4 separate regions of the Mus musculus genome follow, and all the other regions are linked to region 1. The links are chromatin loops, found by intact Hi-C in ENCODE. Cell type or tissue: heart. All regions are shown on one strand. Region 1 holds the start of Rictor (RPTOR independent companion of MTOR, complex 2). Region 2 overlaps Osmr (oncostatin M receptor). Region 3 holds the start of Osmr (oncostatin M receptor). Region 4 overlaps Rictor (RPTOR independent companion of MTOR, complex 2).

Region 1 (8,000 bases):
TCCCCAAGGCATGCTACCCACCAGATTCTTAAAACGTTCTCTTTCTCCTCTGGGAAAAACGTGGTGTCAATAACTGAGCACATCATGACTTTCAACAGACGTGGGGTAAGGCAAGAACATTTCAGTTTCACAGTGCTGTGATTTTTCCTTCTAAAAACGATTAAAATTTAAGTACGGCCACACAGATTTTTATATTTTCATTTTTTCAAAAGTTGGAAATAGAATTTTCCTATCTGTGTAAGCATCTTTCAGGTGAATTGTTCCGAAAGCATGTTGTTAGTTTTCACTGAAATTTTCTAAATGTTCTATCTTCTAGTTTTCTGGGGAAAGTGGTAAAAAAAATGGACATTTATTAGTAAAATTAATTTTTCAAATCTTGGTCAGTCTTAATGGAACTGTAGGATAGAAGTTTAAAAACTGAAGGCAGTGGTGTGGTTCCTCGCTATTTGCTTTAATTGTTGTGAGATTTTATTTTTATTAATTTGTGTTTCTAGAAGCAGACTTTTGAATTGCTATATCACAAGATTCAATAAGAAATACAGGAAAAAATTAAGCATATCTTGGTTCTATAATTACTATCTCTTCCACTAGTAAAGCAGTGACTTTTAATATTTTTATTTCATCTTTATGTTTTAACTTAATAAAATGGTAAATATATGTATGCATTGTGATACATATTTGACTCTTTTCCCTTTTAATAACAGTGATACAAAAATAATTTTGATATGTTCAGTGATTACAAAATTAGTATTATATACAAGTATTTGTGATTTGACTTTAAAATAGCCAGGAAAATTTCTCTAGTTTTCCTTACAAAAGATTATCCAACTAAAATTTTGTTTTTTAAAATAAACTGAGAAAAACAAGGAAACACATCACTCACATTTCTAACAGCCCCAAACCACAACTGATACCATAGCATACATGCTTCTGGATGCTGTTATGAATGTACAGATATTTCTCTTTCATTAGCATAAGTTTATTCTTCATTTAAAACTATTTATGCAGGGGCCTTTATACCTTACAAAATTATTTAAAATAAAACTCAAATAATTATTTTTGGACAGAACAAAATGTAAAGAAATCCTCAAAGTGCTTAAATCCTCCTTAAATCTAACTTTGTTTTGATGTGATCAAAGATGGAACTTCACATTCCAGTGGGAGAAGGGTGGTATCATCGGTCTCACTGACTCCATCGTCTGTCATTTTAATGGCCTTTATCTAGGTAGTAAATGTGTGGCTTGATGACAAAGACAAGTTACCAAGAGAAGGTCTCCCCGAACCTTGTGGTTTTCAGTTTGTTTTATCTCCATTTGGCCTATGTAGCAAGGCAGATAGACTAAAGGGAACCAAGACTTTGGCAAGGAGGCTTTTGTTTCTGTTCAACATTACAGCTGTGCCTCGAACTGATAAAATACAGTTTCAGGATTATCAACTGTGTGTAGCAGGACGGGGGATTGAAGCAGCTGGCGACCAGCACTGAAGTCATGGCATCTGCAAAGCCAACTGAGCTGTCAGTCAGAGGTGTGCTCTTGGACTCCCTCTCACGTAACTTTTTTTTTATCAATGACTAGTATTAGAAAAAAAAGATTCATTGACACAGTAACTGAAAGCTGACTGGGAAATGAGAACTAAGAAGAGGAAGTCATATCCACAGTGGCTAGGTTAGAGCCACAATCAAATTAGAGAAGCAAGTCTTCTGGGCAGGCGAAAACAAATGAGGGGAGGACGGGTCTCAAGGGAGATTTGTAACACACATCACATCACAGAAAATAACCAGGCTTTTTATTTATGTTTTTCTTAATAAGTATCTTGTGTTCTGGGGCCAATTATGATTGACATCATTTAAAACTCAAGCATAACTTTGCATACTGTACAATGTTTATTATGTCTAAAGTCCTCATCCCTAGATGAGTGTCTTTTGTTCTTTTGGTCAGAAAGCCACCCACTTTAAGAGCAAATGTGGAGAACCCAATTCCCTGAAATAGAAACGGAAGAAAACAAACAATGATGGCTAGATTGAAAATGATGTGTGTTTTCCCCCTCCTGGAAGAGATGGAATAAATAAATAGTGGTCTTCAAATAAGGACACACAGTTATGAAGATGAAAGACTCGCAAGTTCCTCTACTAACTTAAAGTCAGTCAATTGTACTCACTTTAAAGAAAGCCTGGAACTTAAAGGAACTTACATCAGGCTAGGAAATGACTTAAAACAGGCGAGGATGGACATTAGCACCAGAAGGACCATTTGACAATCTGCTAGCATTTTATGGACAGATTTCTACTAATTTATTTTGTTTTTAGTGATTGTGATGTGTGGAGGGATGAAAGATAAACTTTTTCATGTTCTGGCCAGACCTCCAGCTTTGTGGTCTTCATCTAAGGCAGGAAATAGAATAAATAACTTCCATAGAGACTTGGAAGCTATATAAAAAGGAAGCAATTTTGTTGTTTATCAAGGCTTGTGCTGATAGTGTCAGGGAATATTTCTTTAAAGCACTGTAATTGTGTTAGATCCTTAAAGCTAAGTGCAACAGGGCAGCAGATGCCAGAATGCAGACTTCATCCTGAGATATGGGGTAGTACCCCAAGAGAGCAGCAATTCAAGTTTATTTTCCTGGTGTTTCTTTATTTTTCTTTTAAAAACTTTTGTTGCTTCTACAACTGTCATAGATCGACTATTGGTTAAAAGTCCAACCACAACTATTGGTTGTAGGTGACCAAGCAAGAAGAAAATATGCAGGCATGATCCCACAATTGAAAGGGGAATAGTAGTTTACATTCAGATACACATCTTGGATTTTTTTCCTTATATAATGCTTGTAAAAGTATTTTATAATGAACCATTTGAATTTTATATGTATTTCAAGCATTTATGAGTAAAGGAAATCTGTAATTGCTTACTTAATACCACTCTGTTAATATACTGGATCAACAAAGTCATTTTAAATTACATTTGCATAATTTCTACCTTTGGGCTTTCAAGTCTACAATTGCTCACTATTATTAACACGGAGAGTCTTTCTAATATTTTTTTATTTTTCTTTTTGATTTTAGAGAGGTTTTGGTTTGCTTTTTTTTTTTTTTTTTTAGTGAGAACATTATTATTATTTAGAACATTATTAGAACAAAAGGAGCTGAAGGTTTACACTAACAGATACTCGTTTTTGACGTCTGTACTAAAAACTAAGTGGTTAAGGCAAGATCTCCACTTTGGACTTTTAAGTCTGGAAGAGAGAGGTGAGGAATAGGAGGAGACAAAATATCCTCTCATTAAAGTAATCTAGCTTAAGAGAGTTGCTGGGTTAAGGGCCAAATGAGTGCGTACTAACCCGCTTCTAGAAACCCGTAAACTAATCCTTGTGACTAGTCCGCATTAAAAACATCGATCCTCGACATCGGCATCAGCCAGTGATGTAGGAGTAACAGAAAGCCAGGACGAGGCGCCCAGCCTCCTCCCCGGGCTCCGGGAGAGGAAACCCTGTCCCGGGCCTCCAGGCGCTGGCGCGCGCCGGGGAAAGAGTCCCGCGCTCGGGCGAGCGCCCTGCACGCCCGCTTTCTGCACTCCTTGCACGTCGGATGCCCGGCGGACCGAAAGCAAACCTCCGCCCTGCCGCCCAGCTCTCGGCGGCGGCGGCGAGCGGCTTTGCCTGTGATCAAGCGCGAAGCCGCTTAGCTCAATGGTCAGAGCGTGGGTGGAAAACAAACTTTGTTACGTGTTCACTCGGGGCGCCGCGGTTCTGGGAAAAGGATCAAAGCGACATTCCTAACTGTGCGCCGCGCGCCTTTTTCCCGGACCCCACCCTCTCTTTTAATAATAATAATAAAAATAATGGTAACAATTTTAGCCGATGAGTAAGGAAACGGGCTTTAAAGCCACGCGGGGAGTGCGGCGGGGCGGGCCAGCAGGTGGCCCGCCCGCATCCCGACCTCCGCCGCGCGCGCGCCCAGAGTCCCGGGCCACATCAATGGGCGCCCCCCCCCCCCGTGGGAACTGCGCCTCCCACCACGCCTGCGCCCCGACGCCCTGCCCGTGTCCCCCCGCCGGGGGTCGCATCCCACCGCCCAATGCGGGTCGGCACAGGCGGCGGCGCGTTGCTCGGCGCCCGCGGGCGAGCCTCCGTGCCGAGGGGCGGGGGCGCTGCCGCGGGAGGGGGGCGGAGGGGGCGGGAACGGCGCGCGGGGAGGGGAAGGGGGTTCTCGCGCGATCGGGCGAGGTTTCCGGTGTTGTGACTGAAACCCGTCAATATGGCGGCGATCGGCCGCGGCCGCTCTCTGAAGAACCTCCGAATACGAGGTAAGCCCGCTCGCCGCCCTCGCTCGCCTCACCCGGTGCGGGTCACGGGTCGCGGCGCTCGGCTTTGCTCCGGGCCTGGGGATGGGGTGGGGTGAGGTTGGACGGGGAAGACGAGCGGGGCGTCGGGCGCCGCCGGCCTGCGATGGATTCTAACTGGGGTTGTGTGTCTTGTCTCGCACAGGGCGGAATGACAGCGGCGAGGAGAACGTCCCGCTCGATCTGACCCGAGGTAACGCGGGCCGCCGCGGCCGCCGGGGAGGCGCGGGCAGCCGGGCGGGCGGGCTGGCAGGCGAGCCGCGCGGGGCAGCGAGGGGCCGAGCCCGCGCCCATCCCCCTGCCCCGCGCCCGGGTGGCCCGGGTTGCCCGGGGGGCTGAGCCCGCTCCGGGGCCTCGGGCGGCTGCGGAGCTCCCCGGCCGGCTCGGTCGCGTGTGTGTCCCCCCTCCGTCCGCTCCCGGGTCCCCCCACCTCCGGATCCCGGGGGCGGCCTTGGACGGGGTGGGTGGGGGAGCAAGGTAGAGGTTGTTATTTAGGTTGCTGGAGGATGTTTGTGGGAAGAGCGACCACATCCTGCCCTCCCCGTTCCCCCCAAGAGCAGATGCTGGACCCTGCCGGCTTCTTGCTCACTGCGGGACTGCTCTTCCCTGCCCGTGGGATCCTCTTGGGTGGGGTGGGGGGGGTCCCCGCAGCTTTTTGAGAACCCGGAGAGCCCGTGATGACTGCTAAGTGTCTGGTTCACGCCGCAGCTCCCTGCTGCTCGCTTCCCGTCTCCCGGGCCCGCTGGGGCTGTAGTTGGCTGGAGACCGCCCGCCCCCTCACTCGGCCGCCGCTTCATTGTGTACCTTGTGGCTGCAGTGGAGGAGAGCTGGGTTTGTTTACACCTTTCCCAGCAGGGCGAGCCCCGCGTGTGTTTTGTTTTTAAGAACCGCACCCGGCGAACGATCGGTATTTTCTTGCTTCGGTCACCGGCCCCCGGGCTGGTGTTTCATCTCCCAGTATCTCGCCGAAGCATCAGTCCGTTCTCTGCCTCCTTAAACAGGAGTTGGGTCTACAGATTCCGGACGGTCCGACTCCACAGCGCTGGAGTGGAGTGTAACTTAACTAGTTCTGCTGTTACGGAATCACTTTTTGAGATCCGTGAAACACCTTAGGACGTTAAAACAAGACAAGAACAGTCGTAAACATTGTATATACGACATGAATTTGGTTCCCCCACCCACCCTGTATGTAGTGACCGTCGTATAAAGTTATTTGGTGGATGTGGGATTTGGGGGACCCATCTCTGTATTGACTGCGTAATTCAGTTCTGTTTCGGTTTTTGTATTGTAAGAATCCTTCTGTGTAGACTGAAAGACTAGTTTTGATTTAGTTTCATGAACACGTGTTTGTTGTTTAGCATTTGGTTCTGATAGTTTAGGAAGCTGTTTTGAGTAAAGGAGCCCTTTCAAAGGGGAACCTCTTTAAAGATCCAGTGCAGTGGTGTGTCAGTCCTAGAGATGGCGACTACATCAGTGATCTGGAACACTCTTACCATTAACCAGCTTTCAGAAACACTATAGAAAAAAGGTCAAGCTTTAGTTGTTTTTTTTTTTCAAATTTGTAAACTTAATATATACCTGAAAAATGTATACAAAGTAGGTTTTCCAGACAGCGGTTCTGAGTATCATAATTCAGACCTGAGATTTTGCATCGTGCTTTTCTAACCATGTAGTTCGCCACTGATTTAATTGGTAACGGAGAAACTGTGTGAAGATACCTCTTGGTTAACTAGAGCCTAGTACCTACAGTATAAACCTGTTCAGATGTGGGATTTTGTTAATCTTCTTTATATATTTTTGTGGAGGCTGTCAGAATTTGGGATGGTAGAAAAGCTTATATACAAGCTTATATGAAACTTGCCTCACTTCAATAGGAACTCGGGAAGACAAATCAGTGGGTACGATTGAAAATCATCAGTTCTCTAAGACTTGACTTAAACGGCTATGTGATGAGCAGCTGTTTCTAGGGTTACGTAAAATGCTTAGACAATGTTATGTTTGCTTGCCGGGATAAAACGTACTAGTGTTGCAAATAAGTATTCACAGCCAGTTGACCTGATTGCAAAAGCAATGCACAACAGAGAGAGGTTACAGGAGAACTGTAGGCCTCAATCATAAGGAAGCTTAGAAGGAAAAAGTTAGGAGTTAGATTCATATATAGGGAGACAGTTGATTAGAGAAAGTGTTACTTGAACAAACATTTCATTGTTTGAAGGCATGTGGATCACACATGAAGAAAGTCCACGAGGAATTGAACTTTAGTAATGATTTGAGACCCACGGCGCAGATGGGTTGCAGCTGCTTGTAGATTAGATTCCAGTACGGAAAAATGTAAAGTTTGAGCCACCAGATTTTTGTTTCACATCATGCTAAGGCAGTGTGCAGATTGTTTTGTGAAGTCTGCTGTGTAGGTGGACAACCGTGGTCATAGTGATTTGTAAAAGGGACATCCATGCATATCACAGCACTGACTGTCAAGTCAGATAGTTCTGCATTGTACTCTCAGGGACAGCAGTATTGGGGGACTTGGGACAAGTTATTTGACCTTGCTTACCTTCTGGTTTCTCCAACTTGGAAAAAAAAACAAACAAACAAACCAACCAAACAACTTTAAAGTGTTAGTGAAAGGTAAAGGAAGGTAGTTCTTAATTACTCAGTATGAATTATGTCTTATCACTTGTAAGCAATATTTAGTGTTAGCTGCTTGCCTACATTGGGAATTTGGAATCTTTAAATCCTAATTTATGAAGGATGTCAGGTGGTTGTGTGTGCACGTCCGTGTACAGGTGCAGAGGCACATGTGTGCATGTGTGTATAGAAGCCAGAGGGCCACCTAGGTATCAGTAACTCCTCAGTGGCCTGGACCTTGTCAGTTAGGCTAGACGGCTGACCCGTGAATAGGATCTGCTTGTTGCCTTTGGCTCCTCGGTGCTGGGAACAAAATATATGCCCCACACCTAGCTCTTTTACTTGGGCTCTGGGTTTTGAACTCAGGGCCTCTCGCTTTTGGCAAGCAGTTCTCTGACTGGTTTCCCCAAGCCCCAAATCATTGACTGTTACACATATGTATTCAACGAATTAGAGTTTGTTTTGGAGATGATCTACTTTATTTATCAGGTATATCTGAAATGGAGTATTTAGTGATAACATGTTTTTGCTAGTATCAGCACTTAGGAGGTTGACACAGAACTGGGAATTGGAGGCCAGCCTGGGCTCTGGAAGACCTGTCTCAAAGATTACCAGCTAAGTTTAACCCAAAGTATAGTTTGTTGTATGTACTTAGGGTAAGATGTGAGATTACAGTTTGTGAGCCCTAGAATTGTTTTCTTTAACACCAGAAAGCTTTTAGTTTGGTGATTGACTTGTGTTCTGATTCTCCTGGGCGAGGGCTTGGGGCCTTTGGTTTTGGTACTGGTGTTGTTACTGTGGCTCATACAGAATGCCTGTATTAGAAATTGTTGACGGATTAATTTTGATCTAGGAGTCTATTTAGTAAATCTTAGAGTTAATTTGTTAGTAATTCTTGCTTTCAGTTTTGTTCAGAAGCCTACTCTACTTAATTTGTGAAAGTCCCCAGTTTGCTTCTGACACCATTAAATACTCCCTGTATTTCATACCAAAATGTGTTTTTTTTAAAAGAAAGTCCAAATACCCAAATACTTCTTT
Region 2 (8,000 bases), 150 kb after region 1:
CTTATGTTGCTTCAGCAAGAGGGAAGTTCCTTAAGTTGACATATGTTATCAGCATGTGTGGAATGACTCAGGGATTTGAGTAACATTAGTTACTCAAATGTGGGAGTGGGGAGGGATGGAGGGAAGAGAGAAAACTCCAAGGTGAAGCCAGAGATCTTAGGGACCATGGAGATTAGTAAATCCAACCCCCTGATTTTTTTCAGAGCAGCTAGTTGAGCTTAAATGTGGAGGTGGAGGACTGTGCCAAAGCTATATACACCAGACTAGACCTAGGCCTTCTGGTTCCCAGGGCAGCTCTCATTCCATGAAACTGGAGTGTGGCTAAAGAGATCATCTGGGGACTCAAACATGGGCTTAGTCACAGACAGCCTCCCACTTTTCCCATAAAGTTTCTCTGACCAGCCCTAATACTACTGGAGGAAATAATATGTGGTGAATTCCCAGAAGGAGATACCATGTAACAGTGTTTAAAACAGTGGGATGCCAAGAGCTTTTATCATCAAAAGGAAACATTTACCCTACCTAATTGCTTAAATTTTTTAAAAAAGTTTCCTGGAAGGGAGATAAGATCATTGTATTTGTACACACACACACACACACACACACACACACACACACACACACACACGTAATAATGTTTTGCTCTTCAGATCATGACTTAACCTTTGTTAGAATGTGTAACAGAGGAAAGCAAGATGGCTCTGTGTTTAAAGGGAATTGCTGCTAAGCCAAACAAGGTTGAGTTTCCATCCCTGAAACCTACACTTTGGGAGAAGAGAACCAACTCCCACAGCCTGTCTTCTGACCTCCACACGTTAACTTTGACATGTATATGCAGGTACATCAGTGTATGGGTGTACACACACACCACACACATGCTAAGTGAATGTAAAAATAATTTAAAATTCACCACTTACTTACAATTGTTTTATTTATATATATATATATATATATATATATATATATATATCCCAAAGACAGAAAAATACATCAAGTCAAGTCTTCCAGCCTGATGGAAACATGGCCAGGGTTAACTGAAGGGTCTTACATATGTATGCTTGGAAAAAGTCAAGTCAGGTTATCTGAAATACAGTCTCCGACCTGAGCCTGGCTAGCCGAATAAGTGGTAAGCCCAGTAGTTTGTGTGGGGATATAGTAGGCAGCAGAAATAGAAAGGAGTCCCCGCAGTTGAGGTGAAAAGGAAGACCTACCCAGGAAGTCCTGTTTTGTAAAGAAAGTTGGAAGCAGAAATGGGAAAGTGGTTGCCAGGAAATGAGGGAAATGTGTTTGAGCTAAACAACAGAAACAGAGCCCCAGAGACCGATCTGAGAGCAGTATGTTTCACATGGAGAAGATGTGCCATGAACAGTCAGGTCACATCGTGAGACTCTGCTGGGTGAGCAAGCCGTGGCAAAACTTTGTAGATGCTTGGGAGTCCCTCAGGGCAAGGACTTTGTGTCTCAGAACCAGGGGCTCTGATCTGGGCCAAAATATCCTCCATGCTCACTCAGCCTCTGCTCAGTTGCAGTGAACTGAGACTCCAGCAGGCAAGATAGACCGAGGGAACTACACATGCCACAGGGCAAGAGCCCAGTCACCTTGTAGCCCCGGTATATATAGTTGAAGAACTCAACTAACTGATATTTAAGAAGCCAGAAAAAATAGTATATTCCCAAATGCCAAGACCAAACCTAGATGTAAAAGATGTGAGGCAGAACTTGAACTATTAGCAGAACTAATTTCCCTCTTTCCCATATAACTTTTCCTGTAGTTCTAAGAGATAAACGAGTAATTCTATGCATATTCTTTCCAAGTGTCATTTTCATAAATCCATGCATGGATGGGTCATCTGCACTCTTTGTTAAAAAGCAAATACAGCAATGAATAAGTACAAGAAGGAAAAAACTGTAAAGTTTTGTATAATATGGACAAATGCAGGGAAATTTATGACCCAACAGAAACTCTTTCAAGAATCTATGTTTAACAAAGTTCAAAGTAATAAAGTATCCAGACACATTTGATAGAAAGTTTCCACTCATGTATGCATTTACAAAGTTAATTTATTCCAAACTACTGTCTGCTGAGGAGAGCTAAGAGAGAAACATTATTTCTCTGTCAACAGATTTTGGCATTGAAGATAGTACCTTGTTTGTACTCAAGAGAGTTTCTACTGCTTTCCAGACTTCGGTTGCTTTTAGCCATATTTTATAAGCTTAACAGCTCTCAGCAAAGTGTGGCTAAGGGGCATTGGAACTTGTTCTAACTCAGCAGCCAGAACTAGTCTGGGCTGTTCCATCTTGCGCAGCAAGGTTCAGAAGGAAATACCTTGGCAGTGGTGTAGATCCAACAGAGCAATCATGAAGCTCTGTAGTCTCAGGTCCGCTCACGACCATACCAATGAGCAGAGCACCTAGCAGGCAGCCAGGGCTAAGGAGTGGACTTACTAAACGTGCTATCAGTTGAGGGAGGACACGCCCGAGGCAATTGTGGCTTCCAGAAATTTACCACCTCTCATGTGAATTAATCACCAGCTCTGAGGAAGGAAAATTGCTTAACCGTTCTCCAAAGCACCAGATGGAGCACCTTTCCGTGCTCCCTTCTCGTGTTCTTGTCTCTCACCTTCGCTTCGGGATGCCCTCAGGGACAGCACTGCCAGGAGGAAGGCTGGATGAAGGACCACAGAGAAAGCCATTGGTCTGATTACCTGAAAAAGATAAATGACAAGAAAGAGCCTTTTATATAGCTTTAACTCCTGGTATGCTTCTTGGGGGCAACTGTGGTCAGAGGTGGGACGAAAGTCTTCCATTATTCCTCCCATACCTGTGTCTCTTGTCATCTGTCTTTGGAGGAAGAAGGCACATTTCCCTGTCCCATGAAGTGTCCCTCCGCTTATAAAAGAGGTGCAAATGACAGGGTGCAAGTCAGAAGCCTAGGTCTCAAGGAACCTTGAGTCAGCTGTGAGGATGTCCTACCATGGATTACTGCCTTGAGTCAGCTGTGAGGATGTCCTACCATGGATTGCTGCCTTGAGTGAGCGGTGAAGATGTCCTACTATGGATTACCGAGGTTTGGTAGCAAGAGCTTAATGACTAGCCAGCTCATTTGAATAATCCAAACAAAGCTGGTAAAGAAGAAAAAAGTTAAAAATGAAAGAGAACAAACAAAAGCTGATTGAAAAAAAGGACAAATATAGTCTCAAGGGGGCTCAGTTTAAATGAACCCCGTGAAGGGCTGGAGAGGTGCCTCACAGGTTGGAGGCCCTGGGTGCCCTGGCAGAGAACCTGGGTCCCATTTCCAGCATCCACTCAGTAGCTCAAAACCACCTGTAACTCCAGTTCTGGGGAACTAATACTATGCTGACCTCTGTGGGTACTAGACACAAATACGGTACACAGACATACAGGCAGGCAAAAATAACTGCACAAACAGTAATCAATAAATTATTTCAATTTTTTAAACAAATAATTTAAAAAATAATAATAATCACCGAAGTCATTTATACTCTCCCCTTTCCCTCTCACCAAAATTCAACCTGGAGAAAAGTTAACCTATTCAAAGACACAGAAGTTTTCATTATTCAATACCATTTTCCTTTTCTTTTGTTTTGTTTTCCCTGGAAGAGAATTGCAAATTGCAGGCCCTTTAAAGGGAGCCACTGGCTTATCAGGTCTTTGATCAGAGGACAATCTGGGGGCAGAGACAAGGTGGCAGGATGACCTCAAAAAGACCAGCTCGTTCTTCGTTTAATGGTTGAAAGCCCAGTAGTCAGGGGAAGTCCTGGTCTTTTACTTTTCTCTTTAGGACTCTGGGTCAGCAGAGATTCATGTTTAGCCAAGTTCTTGCCTTCGCCCTGCTGCCCAGATTTCTGGTTCCAGAGCTAGACCTTCCGTGAGCCTGTTTATGTGTTCCACCGTCACACCTGTTTATTCTCAAAGAGTGTTTTACAGGTAAATTGGAGCCACAACAAAGACAAGAACTGGATAAAGGAAAGGACTATGATAGACACCAGTGAGCTCTGAAGCAGCAGCCAGCCTTTCTGCACATTTCTGTCAGCACTGCATTCTATTCTTGGCCAACACATCATTCCATTCATAACTGATCTCTACTTACAACAGCACACGCTAACGGAATGCCAGAACCAGAGGGGAGAGCTAAGTCAGGGAGAAACCCTGTGTGCGCAGAACCCAGGGAGCAACGGAAGAGGCCTAGTGGGACCGGATGTGTGTGCCGCTCTGCTGAGAGTGACTTCAGTCCTGGGTCCAGGCTCTTAGCACTGTCCCCTCCCAACTCACTCTTGGGACGTGAAGGGGCCACTGTGGGAAGGAACTCTCATATCAGAAAGTTGAAACAGAAGACTCTGGAGCTGGTATGTACCTCAAATAGGTTTCTCTATGACAGGGCCATTTAAAACATTCCTAAACACATGGCATTACATCAAGAAGTTAAAGTTCCAGGTACAGAAATACTCAGCTGAGAAATTCAGAGGTGATGGTAAGCAGAAACGAGAGGTGAAAGGTCACCAGGCAACTCAGCTGGAAAACAGGTATTCTCAAAGACCACCGTATAGGTCTCACGTGCGCCTCTAGCAGCCATGAAGACAGAATTGCTTCTGATTTCTTGTCATCTACAATCTGCCTTCCTCCTGTTTAACTGTCTTCACAGCTGGGGCTCCTCAGCCAGCCACAGTTTGACAACACAATGGGAAAATGTCCAGAAATAGTAGGTAAGCTTACACATTGTTACATTTATTTATTTAGTGTGTGTCTCTGTGTGTCTGTGTATGTGTGTCTGTGTATCTCTTTGTGTCTGTGTGTGTATATATGTGTATGAGTGTGTATGTGTATAAGCATGCATATGTGTATGTGTGTATAGATGTGTGCATGTATGTGTTTTGTGTGTGTTTATATGTTTGTATGTATGAGTATAAGTGTGTATGTGCGTATATGTGTGTATGTGTGTATGAGTGTATATGTGTATATAAGTATATAAGTATGCATGTATGTGTATGTATATGTGTTTGTTTGTATATATGTGTGTAAGTGTGTGTTTATGTGTCTGTATATGTGTCTGCATGTATATGTGTATATAAGTGTGTGTATGTGTGTGCATAAGTGTGTCTGTAAATGTTTATGTGTATATATGTGTGCCTGTATATATGTATGTATGCATGATGTACGTATGTATGTATGTATGTATGTGTATATGTGTGTGTATGTGTGTGCACATGCACTCTCATTCCATGGGGTACACATGGAGGTCAGACAACAGCCTCTGTTTTATGGACTCCAAGGTCAAGTTCAGGTTCTAGGCTTGGCAGTAAGGTCCCCACGCCTCTGAAATGGCTGCTACTATGTATGGCTCCACTTGTTTGTGCCATTGCTGCTGTCGGTGTCACTGTTGCCTGCAGTCTTCCTGGCAAAATCAATAACGTCCTTTAAAATGGGCAGAATGAGAGTTGTCAGGTGCAACAACTCGGAGACTCAATAGAGCATTTCTTCTGAAAACCACACAGGAATAACCCTCCAACAGCCAGAGGCTCTGGAGAAATAGTCATCGTTCACTTGCGAACCTTGGGGGGGTGGGGGTGGTCAGGGGAGGAGCACTATGCCTGGTAATAGAGCCTTCCCAAATTACCCTACTCTGAGGATGTCACCTATTGTTTTGATGGGACGATAAGGAGGAGGAAGAAAGGCCAGAAGATCAAGAACAAATAGGAGAAAGATGTGGCTGAAGGGAGCAGATGAGCAGGGAAGGAAGTCCTGGGATGAGATTGAAAGTTTGTGCAGAGCAGAGCAGGCATATTTGAATCCTGTGGGCTGCCATGGTGAGGCACTGGAAACTACAGAGGTATATTGGGTTGATGAACACAGAGCAGAGACGAAGAGATGCAGAAAGAAATGGGGGGCCAGGAGTAGAAAGCAGCAGTGTCAGAATCAACAGTCCGGGTGAGAGTAGAGGGCAGGGTTGGACTGTGGAAGTGTGGTGGTGTTAGGGCGAGATTTCAAAGGCAGGGCTGATAAGCCATGGGGTGGGGACCAAATGAACCATCAAAAATTTCAGCTCAAGCCCTTTGGCTAACGCCCCCATTTAGCAAGGCAGAAGATCAAATGGATGGATTGGGAGTCTATCCGAAACTCAGCTCCAGATGAAAGTTTGATCTGCAAGAGAAGATCTTAAGCAGCCAGCTAAATATACAGAATTCCTGTATCAGTAGAAGAAAGCCAAGTACCACATGGGGCTACATGACTGTCAAGGCAGAAATCAAATATGACAAAGTCCAAGCTGAGAGCTGTGGGGTACTCCACGGCCTACGCTGTCTCCACTGACTGCACATGTACCATGCAGAGAAATATTAAAACCCAGGGTAAGCTTAGCTATACAGCACTCTCAAGGATGAGCCCTGTGGGTGGCTAGGAGGGTGTGTGGGCTGGTAGACCAGTACCTACTTATGGAGCAGAGATTCCCCACTGCTCGGGGTACAACACGTCCAGGAACCTAGCCTCAAATTCACACAGCGGCCTCAGAAGCTCCCTGCTCTCAGCAGTATGTGACTCCCCATTTTCACTAAGAAGACGATGGCGAGGGGTGTGTCTGTCGGCACCGCTAAGTCCTTTCCCCCGAATCTGTTGGTTTTCGCCTCTCCCCAATATCAATGGACTCCGTGGCACTAGAGAGAGCAGATCTGTGTCTGAGACACACCATGCACCAGAGTCCTAGGACACAGCTGCCGTTCAGGAAACATCTGGGAAATGAAGAAAAATGCACGCCAGTTTTCTCCCAGCTTCTCCTCTCCTCTTTCAACTTATTTTAATGAAAAACACCAATTAATTTCTTTTTAGATCTTTTTATCTTCTGTCACCAAATATTACCCAGTTCATAACCTTTGGCCCACAGGGGTTGGGGAGCTGGAGAAACTGCTAGGCATGTTTCAACCGACACTCTGTCCTCCACTCACTCCTGCCCCCTCCCCATGCCTCTCCTCATCTTGGGATTCCGATTAATTATATCAACCTAGTACACCTCACATGTGTGAAAATCTTGCTTGCTTCACTGTGTTCTTTGGCGGTCGTGGCTGCTCTTTAAACCGTATCTGCACACTCCTATTCTCACTCCAGGCTCTCTGACTCTCCGTGTGAATGTTACACAGGTACTAAACGTACCGCCGAGGACCATACCAGGATGACTTGCTCAGCACGACTAAGATATCCCTGGGAAGTTTCTCTACCACAGATAAGCCTCATGAGACACAGCAGTGGCAACAGTCCTTTGCTTCCTCAAACCTGGGTGTGTTGCCAAATTCTTAAAAACTGGCTCGGTGAGCCACTGCTATCACATGCAAATGCCATTCTGTCAGTCTGTCTGTCTATGTCTCTCTCTTTACGTGTGTGTGTGGGGGGGGGGGGGGTAGAAAGTCGTTTTTTTAGAATTGAATGGTCTCCGAGAGAGGTTATATGGTAAACCACACGTCTCAACAAATTTCTAAAAATTGAAATCATAGCAAGAATCGGTTTCAACCTCAACGAGGAAACATTGGAAGTCAACATCGCGAGCTCTGTGCGGCAGCGCGGAGTGGCATGTGTTTGGAGGAGGTTCTGCATCGTCTCCTCTTTCAAGGGCACTGCCATTAGGATTGGGAAGCCCCTTTGAAGGATTCTCATCGCTTCTCTATAAGACTGATGACTTGAAGCCCCACCTCACCCCAGCCCCACCCTCAAGTTTCCCTTCTGCTCAGACTCCACCCCCAGGACAAATGCCCCTGGGAGATTTCAGAATTCCTTCTCCATCCCCACTGTGCATCTCTCCAGTGGATAACATCTGTCCACCAAGTTCGTAAAGCAAATCCTGTCTTAAGGAGCTGAATTAGTTCTAACTCAATGTTCAGTTAAACATTTCTGGGATGTGTGACCTCAGCTTCAGTTAGTTAATGCTTAGTCTCTAAGCTTTGAACTGGTGAAGCCAAAAGAAGAAATGGAAACCCCAATCCAAGGAATATTCCAGAT
Region 3 (8,000 bases), 170 kb after region 1:
AAATCACGAAAAGTACTGATAACGCCAGTACCTACAGTTTCTGTGTAGCAGAGGATCGTCACCACAGCAGCGCATGAGGAAGGAGATAGATAGACAGTGAAGTGCTGCCGGCCTCAGAATCACGGAGAAGACCAATAGCTGCTACAGTGGGGTTTTAAAAAGTGTGACACGAAATGAGACAGACATAGACACACAAATGCCGCGTGACTGCACTCCTATGAGAGCCCTTCATCGGTCCAGCTAAGAACACAGAGAGGATTGGCTGATGCAGAGAACAGGAGGGAAGAAAGTGACTATTTCATGCCTCAAACTTGTGGTTCCATTTCCGGTTCGGCTCGGGAACGGGGTGCTGGAGAGCTGTGGACACCCTAGATGGCAGCGAGCTTTATACGTACGGTGGTTAAGATGGTAACTGCTGTGATATGTGTCTCGTCCCACGATTAAAGAAAAATGAGAAGAGGCAGCTTTGTGGTAGAAGTCGTTGCATTGTCTGCTGCACACGGAGTATTATGATCTGAGACAGGGCCGAGTTTCTACAGTGCATAAAATTAGAAAAACCCCGAGCCGGACAGATAGCTCCGTGACTACAGGTATCTACCTAGGTCCCACATGGAGGAAGGAGAGCACCAATTCCCCAAAGCTTTCCTTTCGCCTCTACCTGTCCACTGTAGCATAAACAACCTCCCCACCCATAAATCAATAAATAAAGGTAACCAATTTTTTAAAGACTGAGAGGAAACAGCTCAATATAAGACTGAGTAAAGGTGTGACCTAGTCGTCATAGGACACAGATGGTTCATAAATATGTAGAAATAGTAAATTGGAATACTAAGTAACAAAATGTAAAATAAAATGCTGCCTTGTCTCATCCATTCCCAAGTTTGAAAACACATCTATTTGTGTTTGTCCTGGTAAGGAGTATCCAAACTTCACATGTTGACATGTGCACTGATCTATGAAGCAGAGGTGTGCTGTAAGATGCTTGCCCTCAAAACAGCTCTCCTGGGGTTCGACTCCACAGCAATATTCATAGTTGAGAGCAAAGATGAATGCAGTATCTTCCCTGAGGCATTGTTGTTAATCTTAAATATGTTTTCAAAGCAAAACAGCCATCACTAAGGGAGAGGGTAAATAAATTTTATCTTGCTTAAGGTTAGCAGGAAACCCTTGGCAAAATATCATGCACAGGTGTGGGAAAAGCTCTCCAACCTGGGCTGTAAAGCAGGAAGCGCCACACTACAGTTAGGAAATTTACATATGTAGACATACTTGAAAAACTTGTAGATATGTCCTTCAAATCATTATAAATAAAAGTATCTTAGAGTGATATTTATCACGTTATGACTTAGAAGTGATGTTAGGGTGTCAAGTTGGTGAGTGGTCAAGTCATGATAGTTAATCTGCATTGCCAGCTTGACTGAGTTCAGAATCACTCAGGAGACACATCTCTGGATGAGTCTTTCAGGGTGTCACAGCACTATCCCTACATAGGGCTGCATCTCCTACGGGATGGAAATGGGGAGCGGGATGGGGAGAGAGGCTGTCTGGGCAACAACATTCACCTCCTCTCCTCCCTAATTGCCAACACACCGTGACCAGCTGTCTCATGGTGGACTATAATCTCCCAAACCATGAGCCAAAAGCAACGTTTCTTCTCTTTTGTTGCTTTTTCTCCATCATTTGTCACAACAGAGAGAAATAATACACTCTACTACTGCCTGTCCACTTCAGACTGGTAACAGCCGTGAGGAAAGGCTCTTGCTGCAGCCACTTCTCCACTGTTAGAGTAAGGAGAGTTGTTGTTTGGGTTACTTCAAAGCAACCCAGTTCAAAGATAATCTAAGGTAAGCAAGACCTGGGAAGCCAGAGAATAAAGTGTGGAGGAAGGAAGACTGTGAAGCCAGGGTCAGCTACAGGTAGGGAGGGACAAGAAAGTTTGTTTTAGGGAGGGGTCTTCTCAAGAAAGATGAGGAAATGCTGTGTGCTTTGGCTCCATCTCACTGTGTGCTGTTTGTTTTGTTTTTTATTCTCCCCTCTCTAGGAAAGGTTTCCTGTCCAGAGAAGAGGGCCAAACCTACTGTTCCCATAAACGAGCCCGAGAGTGCACACTCTGATTTCCTTTCAGCGTCTGTAAACATTCAGCCCAGTTCCCACGGGGAAAACACCAACCTTGACACCGGCACAATGGTGGACAGCCACTCTTCCAGAACTGTACCAGTGTGCCAGACTCGGTTCTTTTCCCGGGACGAAGGAAAACAAAAACATCAACACCCACGGACTTCCTGTGCACTGGAGATGGGGTCCCCAGGCAGGAGAGGATGGGGTGGAGGGTGGGGTGGGGGATAGGAACAGGTAGACTCTGGGCTGTGCAGATGAAGAGGAGACAGGGAAAGCCATCCACAGTGAGTGCTCTTGTGGCTTAAGTTCCTCTGGACACTTAGCACCAGGCCCATTCTCTCACATTCTCTCTGCCTTTGATGAAAAACAGACAAGAGACAGAACGGGACTCAAGAGCCCCAAAGAGGCCAGTGGTGGCATTGACCTAGCTGTACCCAGCAGTGAAAGTAGTCGACCTTCCTAGCCTGGGAACATCTCTCACTGTGCTGAGATATTCCCAGGAGGTGTCAGATGTAGGTGTGGTTGAAAAAGACCAAGGATGATTCTCAAACACAGGTCAACTGGGGAACTCCTGTGACTCATCCCAGGCAAAACAGAGCAGTACAGAGACCTCAGCCCCACTCCGGAAAAAAACCTAGTATTGGAAGAATAGCAGAGAGGCTATGAGACAAGGAAGTGAAGTCTCCAGTCTGTCATCTAACTATTTGCCATAAAGTCGCTTAAAATGAAGCACACAGTTCCTGGTCAAAAGTTATAGGAAACTGTATTGTTGTGTAAACAAGAAAACTGAAACTAAGATGTAAAAGGTAACCTGAACCCGTTCCAAGTCTGTTTACATCAGGGTTAGGACCTATTGGGGATATCGCTGCCCCTCCAGACCTGCCCCCTCACACACACACACACACACACACACACACACACACACACAGACACACAAACAGACAGACAGACACACACACAGACAGACAGACACACACACAGAGACACACAGACAGACACACAGACAGACACAGACACACACACACACACACACACACAGACACAGACACACACACAGACACACACACACAGACACACACACACACAGACACACAGAGAGAGACACAGACACAGACACACACACACACACACAGAGACACACACACAGACAGACAGACACACACACACACAGACAGACACACACACACAAACACAGACAGACACACAGACACACACACACAGACAGACACACACACACACACACACACAGAGACACACACACACAGACACACACACACACACACAGAGAGACACAGACACACACACACACACACACAGAGACACACACACACAGACACACACACACACACACAGAGAGACACAGACACACACACACACACACACACAGAGACACACACACAGAGACACACACACAGAGACACACACACAGAGAGACACAGACACACACACACAGACACACAGACACACAGACACACAGACACACAGACACACAGACACACAGACACACACACACACACACACACACACACACACGGTCTCCCCCGACATCCACCACCACCACCACCTCTCAAAAGCAGAATGCCTTTGGTCTGCACCTAGCTTCCACTTTCAATTCTGTCTGCTTTGCTTACATCCATCCTCACGTCCACGAGTCCTGAGCTGAAAAACAGCTTGATCGCAAAGCGCTTTCACCATGTCCTGCAGGCAGGTAGCATCTGTCCGTCTGAAAGTAATCCCTATATCTGTGCCCTTGGTCACTCACAAGGCAGGCAGGGAAGATGAAGAGTGTGTGAACAAGCGGCCCGTCAAGAACTGTTACAGGGAACCTGTATTCACGCTCCCGTTTCAGCATCTCACTGGTGCCTACTCTCAGAGACACTGACCCCTATGCGCATCCTTGCCTGTTAGTGGTGACACTTCCGTTCAAGCAGCTCGAGAGGTGGTACCTGCTCTCCCCACCCGCATAGAAGCTCTGCCCCCAAGGCTGTGGGGTGCTCTTCTCTGAGTGGAGAGGGAAGCACCTAGTCCCGGAGAAATGACAGGGACGGGTGGGAGTTAAGGACTGGAAAGCAAGAGGCTGGGGGAAACCATCAACTCCCACTCCCACGGGGTATTGTGAGAGAAACCAAATTGGCCCAAATGGGAGTTCTAACTCAGCAAGTGTTTCCCCAGCTGCTTGAGTGAGAGGCCAGGGGACGGTGAACCTCAAAGCAGGCCTGGACTGGTGTCCCAGCGACGTGCACGCTGAGAGTATCTAGTCTTTTAGAGTTGCCCACCAATTAGGTGGCACTTTTCTGGCACAACCTCTTGCGGCTCCTGAGAGTGCAGTCTCGGGAGGCAAAAACTAACGCAGGACAGGGCAGAGGCGCGGGGCAGCAAAGCTCTCGGCTCGCCCGTCGGAAAGTGGATGGAGGCGGCAGCGCGGGCACACGGGTCCCGTACTCACCCGCCTGGCGACCTGCTCCGGAGCCTTGCCGGTCCTCGGCCTCACAGGGGAACGGGCGCGGACGTCTGTCCAGGCGTGTGGAGGCGGCCCCGCGCCCCAGCTATGAATCAACTACGGGGCAAGTGTCCAGGGGCGGGAGTTACGGGAAAGCGCCGGGGGAGGGCCGAGGGGCCAAGTACTGTTGCAATTTCCCGTCTCGCTGAGCACTTTTGGCACTCCTGGGACCCACAGGAATTTGCTCCTGGTCCCAAGGGGATGTAGGGGGGAACGATCGGGACCCTGCGACGGGCGCGGTTCCCGGGACCGGGCGGGCAGCACCGGTGAGAAGGGAAGTGGGAGAGGCCTGGGAGGAAAAGCTGGTCCTTGAGCATCGTTGTTCCTGGAGGGAGAGGGGACGAGCTGCGACCCAGTGCCCCGTGCCAGGTGTCCTGCACAGAGCCAATTGTGTTGCTTGGGAGATCCAACCCCAGCGCTCCGTCTGAAAATTACCTGAAATGTCAAACTGTTGGATCAAACTTGTGATCGAGTTGACTTTCGGCGTTCAGAGCAAGACAGACGTGTTAGAACAGAGATCTATGAACTGTGCTTCCTCTACAGGACCTGGAAACGCCCTGTGTGGCCACGCCTCCTTCAGCTACAGACCTGAATTCTTTGTCCACGAAGATCCAAGTTCCTTTCTCTCCTTAGAACGCCATCAGATCTTTACTAACCGGGCACTTGAAAGACATTTTTGACCTCTCTTTATGGCTGCATGGTAAAATGTCCACAGCCACGTCGTCTTTGGGAACTGGCACAAAACTATCGCCACAGGAGGTGTGGCAACAAGTTCCCACCAGTCGCCAGGCCAAGAAGCCTGGAGAACCGCCCACTTGCACACTATACCTTGCTCCAAGCTATAGTTCAGTTCACATTTGGAAACTACCTACAAGTCACAAATGGAAGGAGACTGAGGGAAATGGCTATAGATCAGAACTTGCGGATCCACAAATCAGTCTTAGAATAAGTAACTGGGGTATTGGGACACCTCAAAACAATGTCAGAAATATTAGTTACAACGCCTTACTTTCGTGTCTGTGTATGCTTTTTCTTCCTCCCTAATGACAATTCAGGGAAGGATCTTTTATTATTATTATTATTATTATTATTATTATTATTATTATTAAAGATAGTACTCCTCTAAATACCTAATACCTAATGGTGCCTGAAAGACTGGAGCACACAGCAAATATTTGAAGAGAATTAGAAAAAGGCACATCGTGTCTAGTAAATAATGTGTGCTCCTTTGCCATAGCCATTATTACTTATTTTAAATGAGCCCATTAGTGTGGCCGTGCGAACAGCCGCGGGAGCAGTGTGGAGCCAAGTTCTCACCCATTAAAAAGGCTTTTTGATTCTATTTATCTGTGAAAATGGTGTGCGGGTGTGTCAGTTGAGCAAGGTGTTTCCTGCATCGGGTTAATACGGCCTTTGGTTTCCATGCATGTATGCAGAGCGAATTCTCTTGGTTTCCGTGCATGTATATAGAATGTATTCTCCCGCGGATCTCCCCCGCTTTCTCTGTCCACCAGTGTCCCCCAAGCCAGTTCTAATTCCACTTCAGTGTCATACCTGATTGCATAACCTTATGTATCTATATGAAATCTAGGAACCGCAAATAAGGGGAAAAAAACCTGGTGATATTTTTCTCCCTGATATTGGCTTAATTTGCTTAGTGATATTATCTTCATTTCATTCATTGTCCTATAAGTAATATGATTTTTTTCTATGTGTCAGGAAAAAAGTTTGACTGTTGAGCGTCTGTGTTGGCTCTCTAGCTCAGCCACCATGAACAGTGCTGGAATAAACATGGATGTACAAGAACTTCTCTGGTTGAGTTCTTTGGATGAATATCCACTTAATTTAGACTCCTATTAATAGTATTGTTGGAAAAGACTATGTCAAAATGTAGTAGCGGGGCATGCTTTTATTTTTTTTTCTTTTATGGGATATTTTCTTTATTTATATTTCAAATGTCATTCCCCTGCAGGGCATGCTTTTAATCCCAATACTTGAGAGACAGACAGATCTCTGTAGGCTCCAGGTCAGCCTGGTCTACATGATAGCTTGTCCAAAAAAAAAAAAAGTAGTGACTTCATTTAGTTCATTAATTCATTTACTTTTGTCCCATTCTAACTTCTTATATGTGTTCCTTTATTCAACATCCGAGTGGCTGTGGACACATGAGTGCAATCCTCCCCAATTCTCACCAAAGGCCAGCATGGGAGGGACCATAATTGGAAACAGTGGTCTCTCGGGGTTAATTGAATGAAGAAGAGGTCCCCGTGGGCTAACACAGGGATGGCCGTGTTTATAAGGAGATGTGCATCTGGGCATGAACCGCCAGGATGAATGAACACTGTACGCCTGTGAAGACAGACTCTGAACCTATTTTATCTCACACAGGGCAAGGACTGCTGACACCCAGCAGAAGCTGGGAGAGAGGCAGGTAAGAGTTTGTCCTGTGAGCCGCTGAGAAGGAGCTTACGCCAATAACTGCTTGGCCTCACTCTCCTGGCCTCCAGAGATGTGGGAGGACAGGCTTCTGAGGTTAAATGCTGTCACATTTGTGCTGCTGGGTCAGCCTAGGATACTCTCTCACAGGTTGCATGCCAAAGGTTAGTTTTTAAAAGTGGCCGGAAAATAACCCGGACAAAAAGATGAAAACTGCCAGTGGCTTATTAAGCTGAAGGTTGAAATCTCCATCCTTGCTTGGTGCTGATATAACTGTACGGCAGGAACACAGATGTTATCCTTCTCTCAGACCCCATCCTTGGCTCTCTGGCTGCCTTCTGATTTCTATAAGGAAGCCCTCCCTGCTTTTCCAGTGTCATTGTCCATTGTCTCTTCGAGACAGAGTTTCACCTGTGTAGCCCTGACTGTACTGGAACTCACTTGGTAGATGAGGTTGGCCTTGAACTCAGAGACCCACCTGCCTCTGCTGAGGCTAAAGGCATGCATGCCATCATACCCAATTCTCATTGCTCTGTTACCTTGTGGGGTTGCTCATTCTCACTTGTCCACAAGAACTTGATGGGTCACAGGATCCTTCCCATGACTGACATTTGCCTCTTCCTTCCCAGTTTCCTAAATGACCATGATCCTTTATGACATCAGTGGTCACTTATGTGCAGATGACCTCACACACACACACACACACACACACACACACACATTTCACACAAATAATATGGAGCCAGGGTCACCTCTGAGGAGCCAGTGATGACTTGGAGTGTGAGTAATTGTGCGGAGATGTGGTTCAAGATTCTCCCTGGGGTTGGAGAGATGGCTCAGTGGTTTGGAAGAGCACTGACTGCTCTTCCAAAGGTCCTGAGTTCAAATCCCAGTAACCACATGGTGGCTCACAACCATCCGTAATGAGATCTGATGCCCTCTTCTG
Region 4 (8,000 bases), 79 kb after region 1:
TGCTAAGTTACTCCTGCAGTTCTAAGTGAGCAGAAATGACGGGAGAGCACCTTTGCTGTCTTGTGCCAGGGTCCAGTCTAAGATAAGCCTAAGATGCTCACATGGTACTTCCTTCTCTCTCCAGAGTATCATCACAGAGCTCTGTCACAATGTTCGCACTCCAGACTTGGACAAATGGGAAGACATTAAGAAGCTGAAAGCCTCTCTTTGGGCCTTGGTCTGTAGTAAACAGTTCTGGTCTTTCCAGTGCTTATGGGTTTTGTTTTTTAGGTTTCTTCCACTAATACTAAATAAGTTAAAATTACTTTACCTTGAACTTTTTCTTAGATTAATATTTTAAAGACCAGGATTGTTCCTACCAATTTAAAGATTATCTGTATGCATAAGAAATAGATGTTAGATTAAACTATTAGTGCCTTTGTTTTTCTTCTAAAATATAATTGCTTACTCCTAGCACATCTTATTTATTAAGTTTTGGGTTGGTTCTTTTTTTTTTAAATGGACTCCCCCCCCCCCCCCGTTAGATTTAAATATATTTCTTGGTAGATTTTAAGGTTTCTTCAAAATATTAGTCTTATAAATATTTGATATTTCTTTTAGGGAAATATTGGCTCATCGAATTGGGGGCTTAATTTGCTACAGGAAGAAAATGTGATCCCAGATATACTAAAACTTGCAAAACAGTGTGAGGTCCTTTCCATCCGAGGGTATGTCACATTCTTGAAGTTTTTCTAGTGAACATATTCGTACTTAGAAATAAATGTAAGGCAGAGTTTTATGGTTCTTAATTGTCGATTTCAATGTGCTAGTCTATGGCCTTGTTACCTGACCTTTTTGTTTTAATCACAAACTGAACAATTTTTAAATGTCTTTTTAAGGAAAATATAAATACCCATACAGTACCCTTTTATGGCTATTTAAGAAATCTTACCTTGGAATTATAAACTGTTTTTACCACATATTTTTACATGCAGGACCTGTGTATATGTTCTTGGGCTCATAGCTAAAACCAAGCAAGGCTGTGATATTTTGAAATGTCACAGCTGGGATTCTGTAAGGCACAGTCGCAAGCATCTATGGCCAGTGGTTCCAGATGATGTGGAGCAGCTCTGCAATGAGCTCTCATCTGTCCCAAGCACCCTCAGCTTGAACTCTGAGTCGACCAGCTCTAGACATAACAGTGAGAGTGAGTCTGCACCATCAAGTGAGTACCGTGATGGCTCACGTCAAGTCAACCCCAGAATCTGGGTTGGAGTTTTTATTTGTGATCTCACAGCTTCAATGTATTCATTACCATCTTGAGTTTACATTTCTCTTTTCTAACTAGACTTTGGGCTGTTGGGGGGCAAGAGTCTTGTATGACCTGGAACGTGCTGAACAGCCAAGGATGGTGTTGGCTTCCTGATATTCATGCCTCCATCTCTTGAGTGCTAGGATACAGACGACATGTAGTCATACCCAGATCCAACACTACCATTTTCAAAAGTAGTATCTTGATGGTTAGACCCTGTTAGAAGCTGCACTTCTTTTCATAGCAGTAACTACCAGCTAGCCTGTTCTCTCCCTTGCTTTTGAGATAGCTTTAGGAATTTTGTAATCAGAGATGATCATAAATCATAGATGTTAAACAAGTGTGGGGAGCCACAGGTATTGCTGAGTAGTAGAACACTTGACTATTTTCTGAAAAGCTCTGGGTTTAATTCTCAAAACTAGAGAGAAGAAAGGAAATTGGTAGATTCTTAAAAAGATAGCATGTCAGAAATAAATGATTTGTGAAGCAGACTATGGATTCAGAGTCTGTGTTGATGCTATGAGTTGTACAAAAGTATAGGCATATTTCTTTGCTCTAAGATCATAACACAAGTGAGCAAGGTGGCACACACTTTAATCCTAGCACTTGGGGGGCGGGATGGGGAAAGAGGCAGGTGAATCTCCATGTTTTACATGCCAGCCTGGTTTACAAAGCAAGTTCCAGGACAGCTAGGGCTGTTACACAGAGAAACCCTGTCTTAAAACAACACCAGTAGCAACAAATTAGATAACACAAACTAGTCCTGTTCGCACATGCCTCAGGATGCTCATGCTGGAAGATCACGAGGCCTTTCTAAGCTACAGGATAAGTCCAAGACCAACTTGGACAGCTAGATGAGGTTTGTGTTTGGTACAACACAAGTAAGGAAAGGAAGGAGAGAGGTTGGATCTGCAAGTACACCTTTTTAGCCCCAGCACTTAAACCTGAAGCTCAAAGATTGTCAACACTAGTTGGAGCTCATAGTGAACTTGAGGCCAGATGGACTGCAGTATAAAATCATATCTCAAAACATAAAGATAATCATACATTTTTTGAACCGTATTTCACCCCAAGTCTTTGATAACTTGAATTATAAGATGTACTAATGTTCGTATTCCAACAAGAAAAAGAAATACATCTTGCCCATTACACTTCTCCATACTCTTTGTTACATGATTTATTCCTGAGAAATTCCATATAAAAAGATGTATCTTAGAGTTGCAAAATTTGGAAAAACAGTGTAATGTGTGAGCTTATTTAGGATTTTACTTTCTTTCTTTTTTTTCCCCAAAGTATATTTAAAGTCCTTAATAATTACTCAACAGGACAGTTACAAATAAAATAAATCTTACAGGTACCATTAATGTAGGACAGACACCTACATTAACTGATCTCTTACGGGTAGACACTAAGAATAGCATATAAGGCAAAATGGACAGTGAACATAGTTGGTTTAAGTGTGACGCTTGCAAGTGTGCCTTTATTCTCTGTAAGTTTAGTTATCCTTGAATATCTGTGAGAGATCCCAGGCCCCCACCTCAGTACCAGAACTGATTCTGATACAAATCTCCTACATACTTTCTATCGTCTTTACATCCTCTATAATGCCCGATCTGAGTGCTCAATGTTAAGTTCTGGTCTTAATTGCTTAAGAAATAATAACAAGAAAGGCACATGAACATGTTTAATATAAGCACCTTTCTATGAATATTTTTGGTCTCTGGTTAGTTGAAGCCGTCTGTGACTAACTCGGATGTGGAGGGATGAAGTATATTTCAGGGTTAGGGAACTCATTTCTTCTAAGGTGAGTGTCTCCTGCCACTGTAATGTAAAGAAGCCATGCCGCTTCTGTCTAACAGAAAGAGCGTCCGTGCTCAAGGGCTCTTTTTCTCTATCTTGACTATTTGGAACAATCCCTAGGAATAGGAACCTCATATACTCTGCACTGGGATGAGCACTGCAGATTTCTTCGTAGATCCTCACCATGATACGATCTTTTTTCATTCACATCCTAACTCTGAGCTTCAGGGAAGCAGTTTTATTAACTAATCCCCGTCCCCGTGCCTGGTTAGACAGTGTGGTAGCCCTCAGCACTGTGGTGACTGACAGCCCATTGTTGACTTGCAGGCATGTTCATGCTGGAGGACGACCGCTTCGGCAGCACCTCCACCAGCACATTTTTCCTTGACATCAATGAAGATGCTGAGCCAGCATTTTATGACCGACCTGGACCCATAAAAGATAAAAATTCATTTCCCTTTTTTGGCTCCAGCAAACTTGTAAAGAATCGTATCTTAAATTCACTTACTTTGCCTACTAAAAAACACCGCAGTAGCAGTGATCCAAAAGGAGGAAAACTGTCATCTGAAAATAAGACAAGCAACCGGCGAATCAGAACACTTACGGAGCCCAGTGTTGACTTGAATCACAGCGAAGACTTCACAAGCTCCTCAGCACAGAAATCATTACAGCTAGAGCCTTCCTTCGTTGGGAATAAGCACCTTGAAGACGCGGGCAGCACTCCAAGTATTGGAGAGAATGACCTCAAATTCCCCAAGAGTTTTGGTACCGAGACTCACAGAGAAAACACAAGCCGAGAAAGGTTGGTTGTGGAAGGCTCAGCAAGCTCCCACATCAAGATCCGCAGCCAGAGCTTTAACACGGACACTACGACGAGTGGCATCAGCTCCATGAGCTCGAGCCCCTCCCGAGAGACAGTCGCTGTCGACCCCACAGCTATGGACACGGACTGTGGAAGTCTGAGTACCGTGGTAAGTACTAAAACTGTTAAGACGAGCCACTATTTGACACCACAGTCTAACCATCTGTCTCTCTCCAAATCGAACTCAGTGTCCCTGGTGCCACCAGGTTCTTCTCACACCCTTCCTAGAAGAGCCCAGTCCCTTAAAGCGCCCTCCATTGCAACAATAAAAAGTCTAGCAGATTGCAACTTCAGCTACACAAGCTCTAGAGATGCCTTTGGCTATGCTACATTGAAAAGGTTACAGCAGCAAAGAATGCACCCGTCCTTGTCTCACTCGGAAGCTTTGGCGTCGCCGGCAAAAGATGTGCTTTTTACCGACACCATCACCATGAAGGCCAACAGCTTTGAATCCAGACTGACGCCAAGCAGGTGAGCAGTATGCACTGAGAGATGAGTCAGCGTGTTCTAACAGATTGAAATGTAAGACACTAGTCAGCTTGAGCACCACAGAAACCAAGTCTCAGAACTGACCCACTTACCTCAGTAGGCTGAGAGCTCCTCGTTACCTGATAGCATTTGAAATGGATTCTTGCAGCTGCGAGGGGGGAAAATAAGGTCCATTAGGCCCTGAAAATAAACATGGTTTGCAAGGTTACACAGTCACAAGCTTTTCTTATTTATTTCTCGCTTCTGCAAGGATCGATTTTAAAAAGAAGCATGTCGGGGGAGTCAGGAGCTTAAGACCTACAGTAACAAACAGCCTTTTCAGGTAGGTCGAGGTAAAGCTCCAAACGGTGACCTCTTACTAGTTGTTAAAATAGCTGAAAACTTCAGGTCAATTATTTTGCATTAAGTACACATAATTAAAAAGGAACCTAATAAACACTAAATGAATTCCTGGGTCCTCAAGACTAAGCAAGAGTTTCTAATTATATATTAAATATTCCATATTTAGGGTATATCAAGCTATTAACAGTATAGTTTAAGTTTGTTTTTTACCATGATACACTTTGAAACTTGACAGTTATAAAAAGTTCCACACCTGTTTGTTGTTGGGAATTCTCGTAGTTGAATTATGTCCGTTTAAATGGTTTATATTTCTCTAAGCAGACTGCTAGGTGTCAGGTAGTAAAATGAGAGAGTGAGCCCTCATTTACAGGGTATGCTCACTGTCAGAATTGGGAGTTACTGCTGTAAAAGATCAGTCTCATTTCTGACTTTTAGGTAGCATTTTTAATAAAGAAGGTCCTGGCAGCAGATAGTGAATTGTGTCCCCTCTTAATAAAAATGTGCAGTAATGGTTGTTGTAACTGGGAGTCTCTGCCTCTGCCATCCTCGGGAGTGTGGAACACGGCCACGAGGCACGCATGGAGGGCTAGAGCTGCTGCGTTAGGCTGGCTGCGGCTCTGAGCTGGCCTACTGGACACTCGGCTAGATCCGTGGGTTAAACTTTTACAATGTTAACTTTCTAAGCAGGACATTTTTTTTCTTCCTGAAGGATAGCTATACAAATCCAATAAACAATGCAGTTCAAAATGGAGCTACAGCTGCTTGAAATAGAATTGGAAAGTGAAGAGACTCATGTTACCTCTTTCACAAAATTCATAAACATCAGAAGCGAGTACTTTTTTGGAGATTAGGAATTACTTTGCTTCTATAATCTTAATGGCTACTATTTCAAACACATATTTCTTTGTGTGTTTTGTGTGAAATAATCCTTTGATTTACATTTGTACATTTTTTAAGACTTGGTTTTCCAGTTATTAATGTGAGACTTCGAATAGTGTTTCATATATTTAACAAGGTATACACAGAGTGAACTGTGTCTGTTGCATGAATAGTAATGAGTGTGACAGAGTTTAACTTAGGGAGGTGTCCACATGCCGTGGTTATAGAGTCTTCTGTGCCTGTAAGGGCGGACCAGTGGGCTGTGAGATGTCCCTTGTACTATTTACAAATGAGAGAGAGGAAGGATTGTACCACGGTGTGTGTACCTTGTGTGTTACAGACTCCTTACATGATGATGAAAGCGTTAATTAGCACACAGGATCGATAAGCAACTAGTCTTACTTTCCAACAATGCATTACTTAGTGTTAGTAGATACATCTTTAGCTACACAGTATAGCAAGTCCAGCATCTCTCTGCGTGTAAAGGCAGTCTTTGACTGTACTTGTCTGTAAGTTAGTTTTGTTTTCTTCTAAATATGGACATTATTCTCTTTGCCTCCCTTCTCATCTTTTCCTGGGGCCATAACAGTTGTTCTTTTGGCAGCACTGAGCATTACTGCTGGCCCCATGGTTGATACGTAGCAGCTGATGTTAGTGCTGATGTGCTCACAGTAGATACAGGTGGTCCGCTCCTGGCAGACTGCCTGCCTTGATGATAGTGTCAATTGGGGTTTTGTTGTTGTCGTTTTTTAATACACTTACCAGTGTAAGTGAAGACGCTAATACAAGGTTTCTTTTGTGATGTTACAGGTTTATGAAAGCTTTAAGTTATGCGTCATTAGATAAAGAAGATTTACTAAGTCCTATTAATCACAATACCCTCCAGCGCTCCTCCTCAGTTAGGTCTATGGTGTCCAGTGCTACATATGGAGGTTCCGATGACTACATTGGACTTGCTCTTCCAGTAGACATCAATGACATCTTCCAGGTATCCAAAGTGCTCCTGTTTTCTATGAGCTGGCTTCTTGTTTTGTTTTGTTTTGTTTTTTAATGTTCTGTAGCTTCTTATTAGAAGTTGTAATTTATAGTGGATTACACTAATAGGTTTTGGAGGTGATTTTTCATCTAAAACTGTTAAGTCCACACTCTGAGCTGCTCTGTATTCTAGTCAGGCTGCAGTCTCTAGAGCAGCACGCTGTCTGACTCATGTGTTGTAGTCTCTGATCCCTTTTCTCCAGCAGCCAGTTATTGTGCCCACGGACAGTAGCCCTGCTCCCATGAGATAGGACAGTTTCTAGTTGCATGTAATAGTACCGGAGAATACATTGTTTCTTAGGTGGCTGTTTTATTATTTCTTCGGTCTATTTTTCTTTGTGTGTACAGTAGAAGTATGTGTACTGTGGTGCATATATGCGTGTAGTTCCACATGCTTGCAGTAGACAGAGAAACTTGTTGGTCATCCTGCTTAGTACTTTGCCCTACTCACTTGACACAGGATTGCTCCTAGAATCTGGAGCTAGGCGGGCAGCCAGCAAGCCCTCCCAGTCATTCTGTCTCCATCCTTCTTGCCCGTGTTTGACGAGCACATAGATGTGAACACACCTAGCATTTATGTGCATGTGGATATTGAAACTCATACTTTACAGCAAGCACCCTTAACTCACTGGAACCGTGCCCAGCCTCTAGGTGCTTTAGATAAACAATAAAGTATTTGAATACCCACTTAATTCACCAGGACCATGGTTAAGAGACCGGTGTTTGGTTATATTTTGGTAATTTTAATCATCGTTAGTAAACTTTGCTTTCTAGATTTATATGCTACAGTAATTCTGTTTCTGTTGCATTTCCTTTAATTTTCTTAATATTCATAATGAATTTCTTTGTGTGATGAAACTGATCATGATTTGTATGCGTTTTAGATAAAGGATGTTCCTTATTTTCAATCAAAGCACGTGCCTCCACCAGATGACCGAGGTGCAAGAATGTTTTCCCATGATGGAGCAGGTAATGGTGCTGCTCGTTTTACTGAGACTTCTTACCTTAAAAGTGAAATGCTCTTTTCAGTTAGATAACACTAAAAATTAGCTGCACTAAACTCTGCGGTTTAAATTTAAACACTAAGCCAAAATAATTCAGTCAACTAAAAAGTAAAGCATATTTTAAAATTTTTTATTTTACTTTTTACTTCCTCACTTTACATCCTGTTCACTGTTCCTCTCCCAGTCACCCCCTCCTACAACCGTTCCTCCCACCCCCTCCCGTTCTCTGAGTCTGGGGGCCTCCCTGACTATCCACTCCCCCAACCCCCGCCCTGGCACTTCAAGTCTCTGTAAGGCG

The links. Hi-C counts contacts between places; a loop is a spot of excess contacts. Peaks named below come from ENCODE experiments on the same cell type or tissue, not always from the same donor. Only the 100,000 strongest peaks of a DNase experiment are listed, where the experiment ranks them.
Region 2: it touches region 1 in a loop (4-fold over the local background); 4 of 42 quality-filtered maps call a loop at or near these places.
Region 3: a loop joins it to region 1, with 2.6 times the contacts of the local background. A loop is called at or near these places in 6 of 42 quality-filtered maps.
Region 4: a loop joins it to region 1, with 2.1 times the contacts of the local background. A loop is called at or near these places in 2 of 42 quality-filtered maps.

Annotation. Positions count from the first base shown.
Region 1 is chr15:6,704,154-6,712,153 of GRCm38, forward strand. It overlaps Rictor (RPTOR independent companion of MTOR, complex 2), which reads left to right and starts at 4,228. Exons shown (of 38, transcript NM_030168.3): 1 at 4,228-4,298; 2 at 4,480-4,527. The coding sequence starts at 4,250. In heart, a CTCF peak has its summit at 3,810; DNase peaks (open chromatin) are centred at 3,608, 3,968, 4,278 and 5,138; H3K4me3 peaks cover 2,957 bases; H3K27ac peaks cover 2,281 bases.
Region 2 is chr15:6,857,674-6,865,673 of GRCm38, forward strand. Osmr (oncostatin M receptor) reads right to left here. Exons shown (of 18, transcript NM_011019.3): 2 at 2,620-2,704. The coding sequence starts at 2,692. Among named protein-coding and RNA genes, the nearest start is that of Osmr, 13 kb to the right of the region's middle. In heart, a CTCF peak has its summit at 4,627; a DNase peak (open chromatin) is centred at 4,158; H3K4me3 peaks cover 1,069 bases; H3K27ac peaks cover 2,020 bases.
Region 3 is chr15:6,869,637-6,877,636 of GRCm38, forward strand. It overlaps Osmr (oncostatin M receptor), which reads right to left and starts at 4,677. Exons shown (of 18, transcript NM_011019.3): 1 at 4,565-4,677. In heart, no CTCF peak of the experiment used is centred here; DNase peaks (open chromatin) are centred at 2,235, 4,115 and 4,745; H3K4me3 peaks cover 1,912 bases; H3K27ac peaks cover 1,018 bases.
Region 4 is chr15:6,782,958-6,790,957 of GRCm38, forward strand. It overlaps Rictor (RPTOR independent companion of MTOR, complex 2), which reads left to right. Exons shown (of 38, transcript NM_030168.3): 28 at 125-217; 29 at 601-707; 30 at 975-1,204; 31 at 3,419-4,424; 32 at 6,474-6,651; 33 at 7,583-7,667. Among named protein-coding and RNA genes, the nearest start is that of Rictor, 79 kb to the left of the region's middle. In heart, no CTCF peak of the experiment used is centred here; no DNase peak of the experiment used is centred here.